Linked DNA regions of Homo sapiens: region 1 is linked to region 2. Evidence: chromatin contacts called from ENCODE Hi-C or POLR2A ChIA-PET data. All regions are on one chromosome and are shown on one strand. The core of a region is the stretch at or near the end of the contact, and the rest is flanking DNA. Distances in the headings are between cores, read along the strand shown.

Region 1 (6,304 bases), core at 1,120-3,619, 47 kb before region 2:
ACTCGTCACGTGATCCAGGGGTGGTGGGCAGCAGTGCTTTGCCAAAGTACATGTATCGGTCTGTGTCAGGGCTACAGCTCCCAGAATTGCAGGGTGTGCGAGTGTGCGTGTGAGTGTGTGTGCGTGTGTGTGTCAGATGAAGGGGATTAATTGCCTCCAGTCTGGCTCATGCTAGGGGAGCCTTGGAGTGAGCTGTTGTCCAGCACAGCACTGTCCTGGCAGAAGAGTGACGCCTCCCTGGGAAGGGGGCTGCTCTGGTGCCCTGCTCCTCAGGTCTGGGGGCCTGTGTGGAACCCTGGGGCTGGGATAACTGCTCATCCTGGCAGGGCTGTGGGGAAGGCCTGATGCCCGTGTATGAAGCAGCCCTTAGAGAACGCCCAGGGCTCCTTGAACATAGGGTGTTAGGGTCCTAAAGATACTTTGTTGTCATAAGGGTACCCCAGCCTTCTCAGCCTCCTGGGAGCTTCTCTTCCTTTCTTCCTCTGGCCACACGGCCTCCTGCTGGGGTAGGGGCTGGCCCTAGAGGTTCTGAGGGTGACCCAGTGGCCCCACTATGTACCCCCATCATCCCAGTGTCCTGCTGCCATTTCTGTTAGGCTGTGTGTGTGTGTGTGTGTATGTACATGCAAGCATGCACATGTGTGTCTGTGCAAGGCACCTGCCTCTGCCTAGGTGGGTGTAGGAGACAGAGGCCCTGAGAGAGAGAATGGGGCCAAAGACTGAGAAAGTCCTGGGGTGGAGGGTGGTGGCGGGAGGGAGGGAGGTGGGGAGAGCAGGCCTATTTTTATTATCAGTCAGACTCTGGGACGTGAGAGAGGGTGTTCTCTCCATGACACTGGTTGTCAGCTTGTGTCCAGACACCCTAGCTTGGCTAAGGAACAATGGGGCTCTCTTCTCTCCCCTCTGCCACGCCAGTCTCCCCTCCCATAGAGCAAGACAAGAGAGAGGGAACATGTCTCTCCAGGCACTCCAGGCGGATCTGGGCTTGCCAAGGGGGACAACAGTGGGACACTGTGTTCAAAGAATGTGAGTGGCCCTGACTGGCCATTGGTGCCATGGGGCCATTGGTGCTCTGCAGGGGAGGGGCTGGCCCCGTGGGAGTGGAATGCAGGGTCTTACCCTTCCGCAGAGGGAGGCACTGCCCTGCAGCTCCTTAGCTCTTTGGAGGTCATTCCCTCCATTTCCCTGCCTCTGGTCAGAACATGCTCCCACGTGCCATTCTGGTGGTGATGGAGAGAGGATTGGGAAGGTGCAGCTCACCCTCAGATGGCTGACTGCCTCATGCCAGGATCTCACATTCTCTACGGATGTCAGGTGCCCCCTGCACCCCAAGCTGCTGCAGGCATCTGTGGCCCCTGAACATGGAGAAAGCTTTGGGAAGGTTGGGCAGAATGTTCTTTGTTTGTCCAGGAGATTCGGTGCCTCAAATGCAAACAGATCTATTTTTTAATGGCAAACGTCAGATCCCCAAGCAGGGAAACTGGCCACCCCTTGAAAAGGCAGAGGGATCTGCCAGAAAGAGCTGCTGGGGGCAGAGGAGCCCGGAACTGAGACCAGCCCTAATGCATTTATTTTAACCTTGGGGCTGAACTGAGTTCCAAACCCCAAGAGCGTCTCCCAAATGGGCTTCTTCTGTCACAATTATTGTTAGAAAATCAATGGCTATGTCTGTTTCTCTCTAATGTTTTTGCCAGGAATGAAATCAGTGGCAGTGTTGGTCCAAGCTGCCCAGGAGACCTGAGTGGGATGGGGGCTCCGGGGAGCTAAGGCCTGGGAGCCTGGGGTTGCTGCAGGGTTGCAGCAAGCTGCCCACCCTTCCCAAAACCACGCCCTTCTTTCCTTCAGGTAGATGCTCCTGGCAGCCCCTGGCTGGGTCTAATGGGACTCCTATTTTTCTGTTCTGCGAATAAGGGCTCTTCAAGGTGTGGGGCTTGTTTGCTTTAAGTGGAACAGTTTGTAAGTGGCAGAGTGAGGTCAGAGTCTAGTTTACTGTCCCCATCCTGGGCGCTATTTTCTTAGCTGAGATGGCAGCAGGGCTGCCCCTGATTAATAAAAAGCCCAAAGCGGAGACTCAGGGCACCACTCGGTACCTTCTGCATTTAATGTGCAAATGCCAGTCCTGCTGCTCTCCTGATGCGCCCCCCACCCCCGATTATGGGAGCCCCTGATTATGGGAGAGTATGAGGGCGTGTCTCAGAGTGGCTGTGCCTATGTGAGTGTAAGTGTGTGTCTGCCCGTAGGCTTGGCAGCCGGCAGCCTGCTGTTCATGACAAGTAGGAAGGCTTCCCAGGTGGCGCTGTTTATGGCAGCCTTTGTGGCTGTGCCAGACTGGGGGTGCTGGGGGGCGTGGCTGGGGACATGCAGTCCTCACTGTGGATGGCAGAAGATGTTTCTGTCTGAATGAGGGTGATTTCTGCTTGGCTGTACTGGCACATTCCTAGGGGCTGGCAGTGTGTGTGCAGTGTGTGTGCACACACGCTGACCCATGTGACCTGAGGCCTTTGTTAAGTCCTAGTGGTGGTGAAAGCAGGGCGGGGAATCTCTTCCCAGAAGAGAGTCAAGACCAGAAGCCCACGCTTCAGGCTGGGTCTTGGCCTCTGGGACCCAGGAAGTGAGTTTTCTAGGATTCTGGGAGCCAGCTCAATGAGGCAATGGATTCCGTGCCTCAGCCCAGCTGTGGGAAGAGGGAGTGGGAAGGAAGGAGGGTGAGATTAACAGCATCCCCAGGCCTGTGGAATGGGATTGGGATGGGAAGTACAGAAAAGCAGATGGAGCACACGACTTCTCTCTGTCTGCTCTTCAGCTGGGAGGGACATGGTGGGATCCGCCGCTATCTTTGGGGCAGGGAAAAGGGGGCGGGGAGCTAAGAGGCCAGTATAAGGGGAGTTGGTAAGAGGTTCAGCGGTACACCGGATGAAGTTGGGGAACCCCAGAGAAAGCCAAAAATATCCCAGAGGCCAACTGGGGCTGGGGACTTCGTAACAAGGCTTAGTCATGTCTTTGTTTCTCCTTGGGAGCACCATTTGCAAGATGATGCAATTTAGCCCTTTCCAAGAGTTCTTCCCCACAGGCTTGATGTTGCTGGTTGGTTGATGCAGTTGCCTTGGAGACTGTCTTTTCCCTCCACCTCCCCTCCCTTGTCTGGAAGCTCTGGCCCTCCGCCTCCAGGGGTTGGAAGTAGTTGACATCTGTTTCTTGTATCAGTCCTTTGTGTTCTTGGTCTCAGCTCTGTGTGGAGAGATTCCTGGTGAAGTCTGAGCCAATCTAAGCAGATCCCCTCTCCTGCAGAGAAAACCTGGGGTGTGAACAGAGTTGGACCCAGGAGGGCTGAGGGGAAGACAATGGGGGATGACAGGCGAGCCCCAGCATGGCCTCTGAGCTAGGAGGCACTGCCTTCTCTGATGGGATTAGGCCGATTGATCATTTCTTACACAAAAATGCTCATTGTCCTCTACACCCTGCTTTCCTCCCAGGGGTACAGGCTCGGGAGAAGCAGCCTGCAGAGCCCCCAGCCCCTCTGCGGAGGCGGGCGGCCAGTGATGGACAGTATGAGAACCAGTCTCCAGAAGCCACATCCCCTCGTAGCCCTGGGGTTCGCTCCCCTGTCCAGTGTGTCTCCCCGGAGCTGGCTCTTACCATCGCTCTCAATCCTGGAGGGCGGCCCAAAGAGGTGAGTCCTTAAGCTGTATCTTGGGGCTATGGAGGGTAGTGGTGCCCACTTTAAATCTCCAGAAACCTGATGGTCAACTTGGCACTGATATCAGTATACTCAGTGATTTGTCTCCCCCTACGTCCTCACCCAAACTCTCTTCTCTGACATGTGGAGTCTGGGGCCCATTAAATAGCTCTATGTTCCCACTTCTTGCATTAATATTGAGATTGAAGTTTCCTTTTTGATTCCTAGAGAGAGTGCCTTAATAAGGTGGTAAGAATCCTGGGGATGATATAGGTGAACACAATTTCAAAACTCCAAACTAGATCCTGGAGAGTGGCAAAATTATTTTTGAGCCCTTTGCAGATATAAGGTTTTTCTCAGGAGATTTAATTTTCATTCCAAAAGATTTGCATTTCTAAGACATTTCAGTAGTTGGAGGCAGTGAGTCTCAAACTTCATCATGAGTAACAACCAATGGGGAGCTTGTTAAAACTGTAGCTTCCCAAATCCACCTCCAGAGATTTCAGGGTAGTAGATCTGGATGGGACCCAGGAATCTGCATTTTAAATGTGTGCCCTGGAAGATTCAGATGTAGGTGGTCCATGGGCCACATTGAGGGAGCGAGTGTACTGGCCTATAAAAGCCAGGCTAATGAGTCATTCTGGATAGAAGTGGCTTGTGGATATCTTTTCTCTCCTGCCTGTGGCAGGACCTGTCTCCTGCCCTGAGCACCAGTGAGGAGCCAGGCTGACGAGGGGATGTGGGGGCTGGTTAACTCACTGTCCTCATACCTCAGGTCATCTGAAGGGGAAATCTCTCCTTCTCATGGTTTCCCTCTTTTTCTCCCCTGTGTTCTCCCACAGCCCCATTTGCACAGCTACAAGGAGGCCTTCGAGGAGATGGAGGGAACCTCCCCGAGCAGCCCACCACCCAGTGGGGGTAAGAATTCCCTGTGAAGCTCGTCTTCCCTGTGTACCCTCCAGCCCCTCAGCTCAACCCTGCCTGTGGGAGTGCCCCAGGCCTGAGGGTTGGGGGTGACAGTGCCCCAGGTGGGGCCAGAACGTGCTGCTCCTCACTCCCATGGCCCCTTCTCTTCCATTGCTTGTGGCCATTGTCTTCTCCGTCGTCCACACTCACACATCTAAGGGTGCAGCCGCCCCAGTTTTAGGGTCCAGACTGAGTGACCATGGGACTCTGGGCTCCCACATTATGGAGTTTTCTTACTTGTTTTGAGTCTTTTTACCGTCCACACTCAAAAGACCCTACCATCTTAGCGTGACTCTTTGTGACTTGACTTTGACTTTGTTTCTGACCTCCATTTCTGCCTGCATCCAGACACCTCTTCCATTCCAGGCAACCTATTTAGCTTCTACCAAGGAGAGAGGGACCCAGGACCCTCAGGCTGACAGAGCCCCCAGCTCATCCATCCTTGGCCTCCAGGCAGAGGCATTTAGCCCCCAGCCCCTATACACTTACTGGGGAGGCAGATCCCCAAAGGACAGAGACACATCCACCTAAGGCCAAGACCCAAATGAGCCAAGGCATGGGGCAGTGTTCCTTTTTATAGAAGAAGAGACATGAAGAGGAACTGGAGGAGGTGGTTGTGGGGAAGGAAGTGATGGATTAATACCAGGCCACGAGGGACTCAGTGTACTCAGGAGAGGCCTGGGTCAGCACAAAAAGGAGACACTGGTGCTGTTCAGGGATCAGGTTGGCTGGGCCTGGCTCAAGCTATCCACTGGCCCTGGTGAGAGGAGGGAGAACTGGAGCTGGCTGTGCATTCCCCTAGGGGCTGGCTGTCCTGTACTGGAGAGGAATGTGGCAATGTACGTGGCCCCTGTGCCAACAGAACTTGTGTTGGCTGCCATCTTGGGCATGAGGAGGCTGAAGCTGTGACTGATTGGTGGCCCCAGGAAGCCGTGGCTCTCCCTTGAGCAGTACTGTCCAATGGAAATATACTATGAGCACATTTATAATTTAAAATTCTCTAGTAGTCACATTAAAAAGCATAACAGGAAACTGGTTACATTAATTTTAATAACATTTTTGTTAAATCCAAAATATCCTTTCAATAGGCAAATAAGTCAATAAAAATATTGAGCTATTTTACAATCTCTTATAAAATTTAAGAAGAAACTGGTGAAATTCATTTTAATATGTTTTATTTAACCCCAGTCTAAAATATTAGCATTTCAACGTATAATCAATGTAAAAAAGAACGGGATGTTTTGTGTTCTTTTTCATACTTTAAAACCCTGTGTGTGTTTCACACTTATGGCATGTCTCTGTTCACACTGGTCACCCTGCAACGGCTCTGCGGCCATGTGTGGCTCGTGACTGCTGTGCTGGACAGGGTGAGCCTAGAGCAGGTTACGTGAGAGCCAGCTCTGCAGCCTCTTGTGACTGCGGGGAACCTCTCTCACTTTCCATGGTGACATCTGCTTCCATTCACTGTTAGCTGTAAATGGCCAGGGAAAGGACATCACCTTGCCTTGGGTGGAAGCCACCTGGGCTGTGCTAGAACTGGGTTTTGCCTTCTTCTCTCCCTCCTCTTGGCCAGCCATGGGTACCTCGGTGAGAAGTCAGAGGTTCCATAGACACACAGGGTTAGGGAGAGAAGACAGAAGGTGGAGAAACGTGTGGAATTTT
Region 2 (6,780 bases), core at 2,610-5,109:
AAATGGGGTCACACCTATCCTGGAGGGCTGCATGACCACACAGCACCTAGCATGGTGCTCAGCTTACTGCTGGCCCTGCAGGGCATCGAGAAACATGAGCTTCCTTTCCTTTTCTGGTGGCTCTTGCCTTCTCCGCCATTTCCTTAGGCCTCTGGGGACACTTGGCAGCAGAAAAGGCTGGAGCAGAAAGCCTCTCACATGATATTGATCTGGCCGGCTCTGGACTCCAGACCACAGCGTGTGGGATGGTGGTACAACCGCCTCCATGGCTCCAGCTTTTATGGGGTTTGAAAGATCATTTCTGGCCATCGAGACAGGATGTCCATCTTCTGGGCCCCTCCTCTTAACCTCTGCTCCATTTCCTGACTCCCAGATCGGTTCTGGGAAACCCCCTTCCCAGGTCTGGCCCTGGGAAACCAAGGGGTGCCTGTAAGGTTGTCATTTCCCCACCCCGGCCCTCCCTCAGCCCCTCTTGCATTTGCAGAATCTGACCTGGCTGAACCATCACCCCTCCCTCCCTCAGGGGATTCTGGCTGGTTTAGGGTATCAGGAGCCAAGGCCACTGGGGCATGGGTAGGAGTCCTTGAGGAGAGCAAGAGACCACCAGGAGAAACGGAGCTTTAGCGCTCTGGAGACAGCAGGCCCAGCTTGGGGTAAGTCAATCAACCAATTAATTAACTGATTTGAAAGACACATACTGAGCACCTACTATGTACAGGCACTGTACTTGGCCCTGAGCACCAACAATGTGTTTGTTTGTCTCATGGCACTCCGGGTCTCGTGGGATCAGGAAAAACATATAAAGAATCAGCAAATATATAATCACAGTGTGATCGTGCACTGGAGCAAGGGTGCTTTATAGAGCAAGAGTTTCTAAATGGATCTGGATGCTCTGGGGAGAGCAGAGAAGGTGTCCCTTAGGAAGTGACATGTGCTGAATGTCAGAATCCAAAGGGTGAACAGGAGTTGGTCAGGCAAAGAGGGAAGAAAGGGTGTTTCAGGCAGAGGGAACAGCACATGCCGAGGCCCAGGGGCAGGAGAGTCTTCATGCCTCTGAACCCCACGTACACTCCCTTGATAGCACATTTCACAGTTGTAATTTGACATGAATTTGAAGGCAGGACAGACTCGTGGTTGAATGCACAGGCTATGATGTCAGACTACATGAGTTCAAATTCTGGCTCCATGCCTACTAGCTGTGTGACCTTGGGCAAGTTGCTTGACCCTGCTGTGCTTGTTTCCACATCTGTAAAATGTGGGGTGATAACAGTAACACCTAACTCAGAGGGTTGTAGGAGTTGATAATTTATGTAGGCAAAAACAGCTCAGACAGCACCTGGCAGGTAGTAAGTGCTCAGTAAATGTTAGCTATGCTTATTTATTTATGTGAACTTCTTTTTTTCTTTCTCCCTCACTAGACTGTAAAGTCTGCAAGAGCAAGGCTCCAGGTCTGTATGTGTGAAGTCCCAGCACAGTGTCTGGCCTGTGGAAGACCCTTGATCAATGTTTGTAGAGGGAGTGAGGGGACTGCAAGGTCAGTGTGGGCAAAGGGAGCCAGGGGGAGGTGGGGAGGGTTTGGGGAGGTGGGAGGGTTGGGGGAGGTGGGGAGGGTTGGGCTAGAGAGGCTGGGTAAGCTAGGCAGGGCTTTGCAGGCCACAGGAAGGGTTTGGTGTTTGTAGTTAGAGCAGTGGGAATGTTTGAAGATTCTGAATCAAGGGGGCAGGGGATCTGGTTGGTATTTTGTAAAGATGACTGGGCTGTCAGTTTCAACATCAACTGAACCCCAAGTATATGTCAATGTTATATTAGGTGCTTTGTTAAATGCTATTTCATTCATTTTATAAAATGATTGTGGGAAATAGGCAGACAGCTAAGAAAATGAAAGCTCAGAAGGATTAAGTAGTTTGCTCCAAATCTCATAGCTGGAAAGTGCTATAGAAATGGACTGAAGATCTCTTGTTTTTGTTTTTTATAGAGACAGGGTCTTGCTCCATTGCCCAGGCTGGAGTGCAGTGGTGCAATCATAGCTCACTGCAGCTTTGTCCTCCTGGGCTCAAGAAATTGTCCCACCTCAGCCCCCTGAATAGCTGGGACTTACAGGTGTGTGTCACGATGCCCAGCTAATTTTTTCAATTTTTTTTTTTTTGTAGCAGAGATGAGGTCTTGCTAGGTTGCCCAGGCTGGTCTTGAACTCCCAAGCTCAAGTGATCCTCCTGCCTCAGCCTCCCAAAGTGTTGAGATTACAGGCGTGAGCCACTGTACCTGGCTTGAAGATCTCTTTAGCTCTGTATCAGTTAGAATATTAGTGCAGCTTCTATAACAAAGACTTTGAATTACCAAACACTTAAATGTGGCCATTTGTTTTTGTCTTACTTGTATTATAGCTCTCCCCTATGAAATTAGTCAGGACCCCAGGGCCCTTCAATTTGATCGCCCTGCCATCCTCAATATGTGGTCCATTATGGTTGCTCCAGCTCCTGCCATTACAACTGCATTCTAGTCAGTGAAAAGCAGGAAAAGAGGAAGGAGAGGGCGTGCCCTTCTCTTTAAGGATGTGGTACATTTACAGTATATACATTGTTTCTGCTCAGATCACAATAGCCAGAACTGTCACATGGCCTCAACTAGCTGCTGGGAAATGCCATTTTTATACCTTGCAGCCATGAGTACAGCCATACTTCTGGGGAGTTATTAGTAAAGGAGGAGAGGAGAGTGGGTATTGGGAACAACTGGAAATTTCTGATTCATACTCCAACATGTGCTGGAGGGAAAGATTTAAGAGTTATATTAGATACCATATGGGGAGGGGGTAGCTGAACAGCTTGAGTCCCCCTCTTTCATGGGAAGGGGGGGATGTGTAGGGATGGGTACCAGGGGCCATGTCAGTGTATTGAGATATCTTGACCACTTCCTCCAGTCATACTGCAGACTGGTCCAGGGATGAGTTCGTGACTCAAGTTGGGTCAGTTCAAATGCCCCCCTTGGACTGGAGAAAGAGAATGAGAAAGGGTCTGGGGTTGGGGTGGGTGGCTGCATGGAGTTCTCAACATTATCTCCAGGGAGGTGACTGCCTCTCTGCATGGCCTCTGTCCTCGTGCTTACTCCTCTGCAAGGTCAATCTGTCCATTCCCCTGTATCTCGGGCACAGAGGACAAGGCCTGAGGCTGCAGGGCAGAGCTTTCTATGCTCCATGTGTGGAGTCTAGAGACTGCAGAAAGAGCAGCTTAACTCACAGGGCCACCCAGACTAGACGGTGGACATCTCTGAGGACAACAGACTGGATGACCAGGTGGGCCTGTCTCCAGGCCTTGGTGCTATCTAAGCTCCAAGTGTTAGATACAACCTAAAGTTTCTTGCTAGTGCTGCAGAGAGGGTTGTGTGATGTAGAAAATAGAGACATAGGAATATTGCTGTGCCTTTGCAGGCTGTGAGTCATCCTGACACAGAGGTACTGTAGACAGAGGAGAGTCGTGGGTGGAAGCAGGGGAACATTGCTGTGTAAGGAGAAGGGAAGGAGAGGAGGAGAAGGTCCTGTGAAGAAGACAGAGGTCTCAGAGAGGAAGGAGGAGGACCTAGAAGGGGTGGTGTTTTGATGGGGAAAGGAGCTTTTCTTCTTTTCTAGAAGGAAAGAATGGCTGGTCAACAGTCCAGCCACCACCTTAGGATCAAAGTTAGTGAGCCCCAGAAGAAGGACACTGAATTTGGCCACAAAGAAATCATCCTTGTCCTTTTCTTTGGGAAAAGAGCGACAGCATCAGTAGGGGGCAGGAGGCTGAGGAAGTGGCTTAGCACAGCGTCAGGCTCATGAAAGTCTCACGAGATTTGTAGAGTTGGTGAACTGATGAGTGAATAGGAAGTAGAGACACAGCAAGTATAGACAGCTCGGAAGACCTTGACCCCCACCCACCCCAATCGACGTGTTTTCCTGGGCTTTACTCTTTGCTTCCGTTAGTCACTTTGGCCAAGGTTTCTCCTGCGTAGACGTCAGGATGGCGAGGACAGAGGCCAGGAAGGAAGGAGATGTGTCCCAGAAAGCTGAAGCCCCCTCCTGGGGCAGCCTTTTGGAAGGAGCTTCTGATACCTAACCTGGATCATTCCTGCTGCAGTATCAGCAGGTGTCAGCCGGGGAAGGAGAAGCCTTCTGTGAATGACAGTCCTTCAGATGACTAAAAACAGCTGAACTCTATCCCAAGCAGATATAAGAGAGGTGGAGATCAGGTGAGAGCCGCAGCTGGGTGGAATTCAGGGCAGCGTCAGCGTTCTGTGTGTGCCTGGTGCTGGGTTACAGCCGTCTCACTGCGCTTCCTCTTCTCCGATTCCTGCTCCAGGATCTCACCCTCCCCAGCCTCTAATAACCCCAAATCCTGGATTGGTGTTTGGGAGACCGTGGCTGGCCAGGTAAACAGGGCAGGCCGGGAGCAACAGCAGACACTGGAGGGAGGGAGTCGGGCCCTCCTCTGGATGAGTATTTGGGACCGGCAGGAAGGGCAGGTGGGGGAGGCTGAGTTCGAGGTTTCCCCCTTGGGGTCTCCTCTCTCCTGTTTCCAGTCTCCCCCGTCTCCCTTTTCAGCGCCTCCTCCCTTCCAGCCCATCCTGTCTGCATTTGCCCTCTGCCTTCCCTCCTCTCTGTCCCTCCGTTTCCCATCTCATCTGCCTTCTGTCTCCCAGGCAGCCTCCCCCAAGGCCCCACCCCGCTGAGGCACCTGTAGGCAGGGTTTCGGCAGGAGCTGCTGCCAGTGGTCCTCAGGGGAGGATGGACCTCCCTTTTCAAGAACTTCTGAAAACAGGAGGGGCCTAAACTTGGACTGGGGAGAGCTAAGGGAGGACTTTGGGATGTCCATACAGGCAGGGATTCTGTGACCCTTTGGTTTTCTTCTCCCCCGCCAGTTAAGGCAGAGCTGCCACGGGCTACGGCTCCCTCTAGTGGCCAACTTGGGAACCGCAGCCACTCATTGCCTTTCCTGGAAGCGGTCACAGTGGGCAGTAGGCTGAATCAACTGTCCAAGGGCCTGAGAGGCACAATTAATAGACAGCTGGAAGCCGAGAGTCTTCAGGTACTTAGAGACAGGCTGATTATTAAAAGCTTCAGTACAGCGGTGAGGACGGAGACCCACAGTCTCTGTTCCCATTATCAATCATCCCTCGTGGCGGATTGGACCTGGCCCAGATTTTCTCAATCATTTCTCAATGACCACCACTCAGGCAGTCAGCAGTGGCAGGAGCCAGAGAGCTCCAGGGCTCCAGGGTGTGGCTCAGCAGAAGGGGCACTGGACACAACGGGGCCTAGGCAAGATCCTTCCCCTCTCAAAACCCCCATGTCCCGTTCTTTGGGCCTTTGGGACCTGGGTGTCTCTGGGCTGCCCTCTCACAGCCCTGCATAGCCCATGCCCTAGTGCTTGCTCGCTGAGTCTGCAAGGCCAACCTGTCCATTCCCCTGCAGCCGGCCTGCTGCTTGGCAGGGCAGGTGAGCGCCTCTCCTGTGGCAGACGGTGCAGTGTTCAGCTCCACTGGACCTTTCGGGTGATTTGACCTCTGGAAGTTCTATTCCACTCACTCTTGCTTCTCCCCTTCCAAGTGACTACATTCCTAGAGGTTCTAGCACCTGCGGAGATGGAAACAGCTGCTCCCCATCCTCCGGGATCTGGGTCAGAGAACCTGAAATGCAGGCATCTTTATTTCCCAGACTCAGTTATTAGACTTCCCTCTTTTTCAGAGTCAATGACCCCCACAAAAAGAGTGAGCATGAACATCAACCTTTCTCCAAGGACACCCAGGCTCTGATTTCACTGAACTACCCCAAGTCTCTATGAACGTGGAACTGAATCTGACTGATTGAAAGTAAAATTAAAAAGTAAATAGTCCTCTTTTCCCTAAAAGGAGTGGTAGTGGGTGCTTCTGCAGAGGTAGGATCAAAGCACTGAGAAGCCTATTAGAAAACAAGGACAGTAAAACACTCTCTTTTACCTGCAGGCAGAACATGGGGGCAGAGTGCCCAGGCAGAGCAGGATTTGCCTTCACATCCATCCAATATGGGCCCAAGTGTCAGCTTTGCTAGTTTCTCACTTATGTGATCCCGGACAAATTATTTGACCTCTTGTTGCCTCAGTTTCTTCGTCTATAAAATGGGCCAGTAATAACTAGCTGACAAAGTTATGTGGATATTCACAATTCTGTGTATAGAATGCCGAGCACAGTGCTCATGTGACATGGTGGGAGGCAAGTAACATTTACTGGCTGTCTATGATACTGTTGGGCCCTGCATGAGATGCACAGGATGTCACTTACAAAAAACTCAAAATGGTGGCCGTGATCACTCCCATTTCACAGATTAGAAAACCAAGGCTCGGAGAAGGTAAGTAACAACTCTGTTAGTAAGTGCTGCATAAGGATTCAAATCCATCTCTATCTGCTTCCAAAGACTTTGGGCTTATCCAGAATGGTGTAGATAGTGTGGGGGTAGGAGCATGCTGGGGTCCAGGTCTTGAGATGGTGAGAGGTGACAACGTGCTAGCAGCCCTCGCTCCCTCTCAGCACCTCCTTGGCCTCGGCGCCCACTCTGGCCGCGCTTGAGGAGCCCTTCAGCCTGCCCCTGCACTGTGGGAGCCCCACTCTGGGCTGGCCAAGGCTGCAGCCGGCTCCCTCTGCTTGTGGGGAGGTGTGGAGAGAGAGGCGCGGGCAGGAACCAGGGCTGCGCGCTGTGCTTGCGAGCCAGCGTGAGTTCTGGGTGGGCGGGGGCCCGCACTCGGAGCGACCAGCCAGTGCCGCTGGCCCTGGGCAGTG

Evidence for each region. Hi-C counts contacts between places; a loop is a spot of excess contacts on that map. ChIA-PET counts read pairs that join two places held with the same protein, here RNA polymerase II (POLR2A). Pooled maps may share reads with other maps.
Region 1: a loop to region 2 is called in a pooled map, with 2.2 times the contacts of the local background. The contact joins the enhancer-like site here to the promoter of DIRC3 in region 2. A Hi-C loop is called at or near these places in 8 of 168 maps with a recorded cell type or tissue (CD14-positive monocyte, IMR-90, breast epithelium and 4 more), 1 of 37 single-sample maps with no recorded cell type and 3 of 50 pooled maps. POLR2A ChIA-PET finds 5 or more read pairs at or near these places in 2 of 52 experiments (MCF 10A and activated CD4-positive, alpha-beta T cell).

What each region holds. Positions count from the first base shown.
Region 1 is chr2:217,833,381-217,839,684 of GRCh38, reverse strand. It overlaps TNS1 (tensin 1), which reads left to right. Exons shown (of 33, transcript NM_001387777.1): 20 at 3,474-3,670; 21 at 4,519-4,594. SNORA115 (small nucleolar RNA, H/ACA box 115) reads left to right here and starts at 5,952; the gene lies at 5,952-6,095. Within about 2 kb of position 2,369, at least 21 of the 41 ENCODE cell types and tissues checked have a DNase peak (open chromatin) inside an H3K27ac peak, as active enhancers do; they include breast epithelium, dorsolateral prefrontal cortex, gastrocnemius medialis and 1 more, where a contact is called at or near this core.
Region 2 is chr2:217,787,522-217,794,301 of GRCh38, reverse strand. DIRC3 (disrupted in renal carcinoma 3) reads left to right here and starts at 3,859. Exons shown (of 13, transcript NR_186301.1): 1 at 3,859-4,218.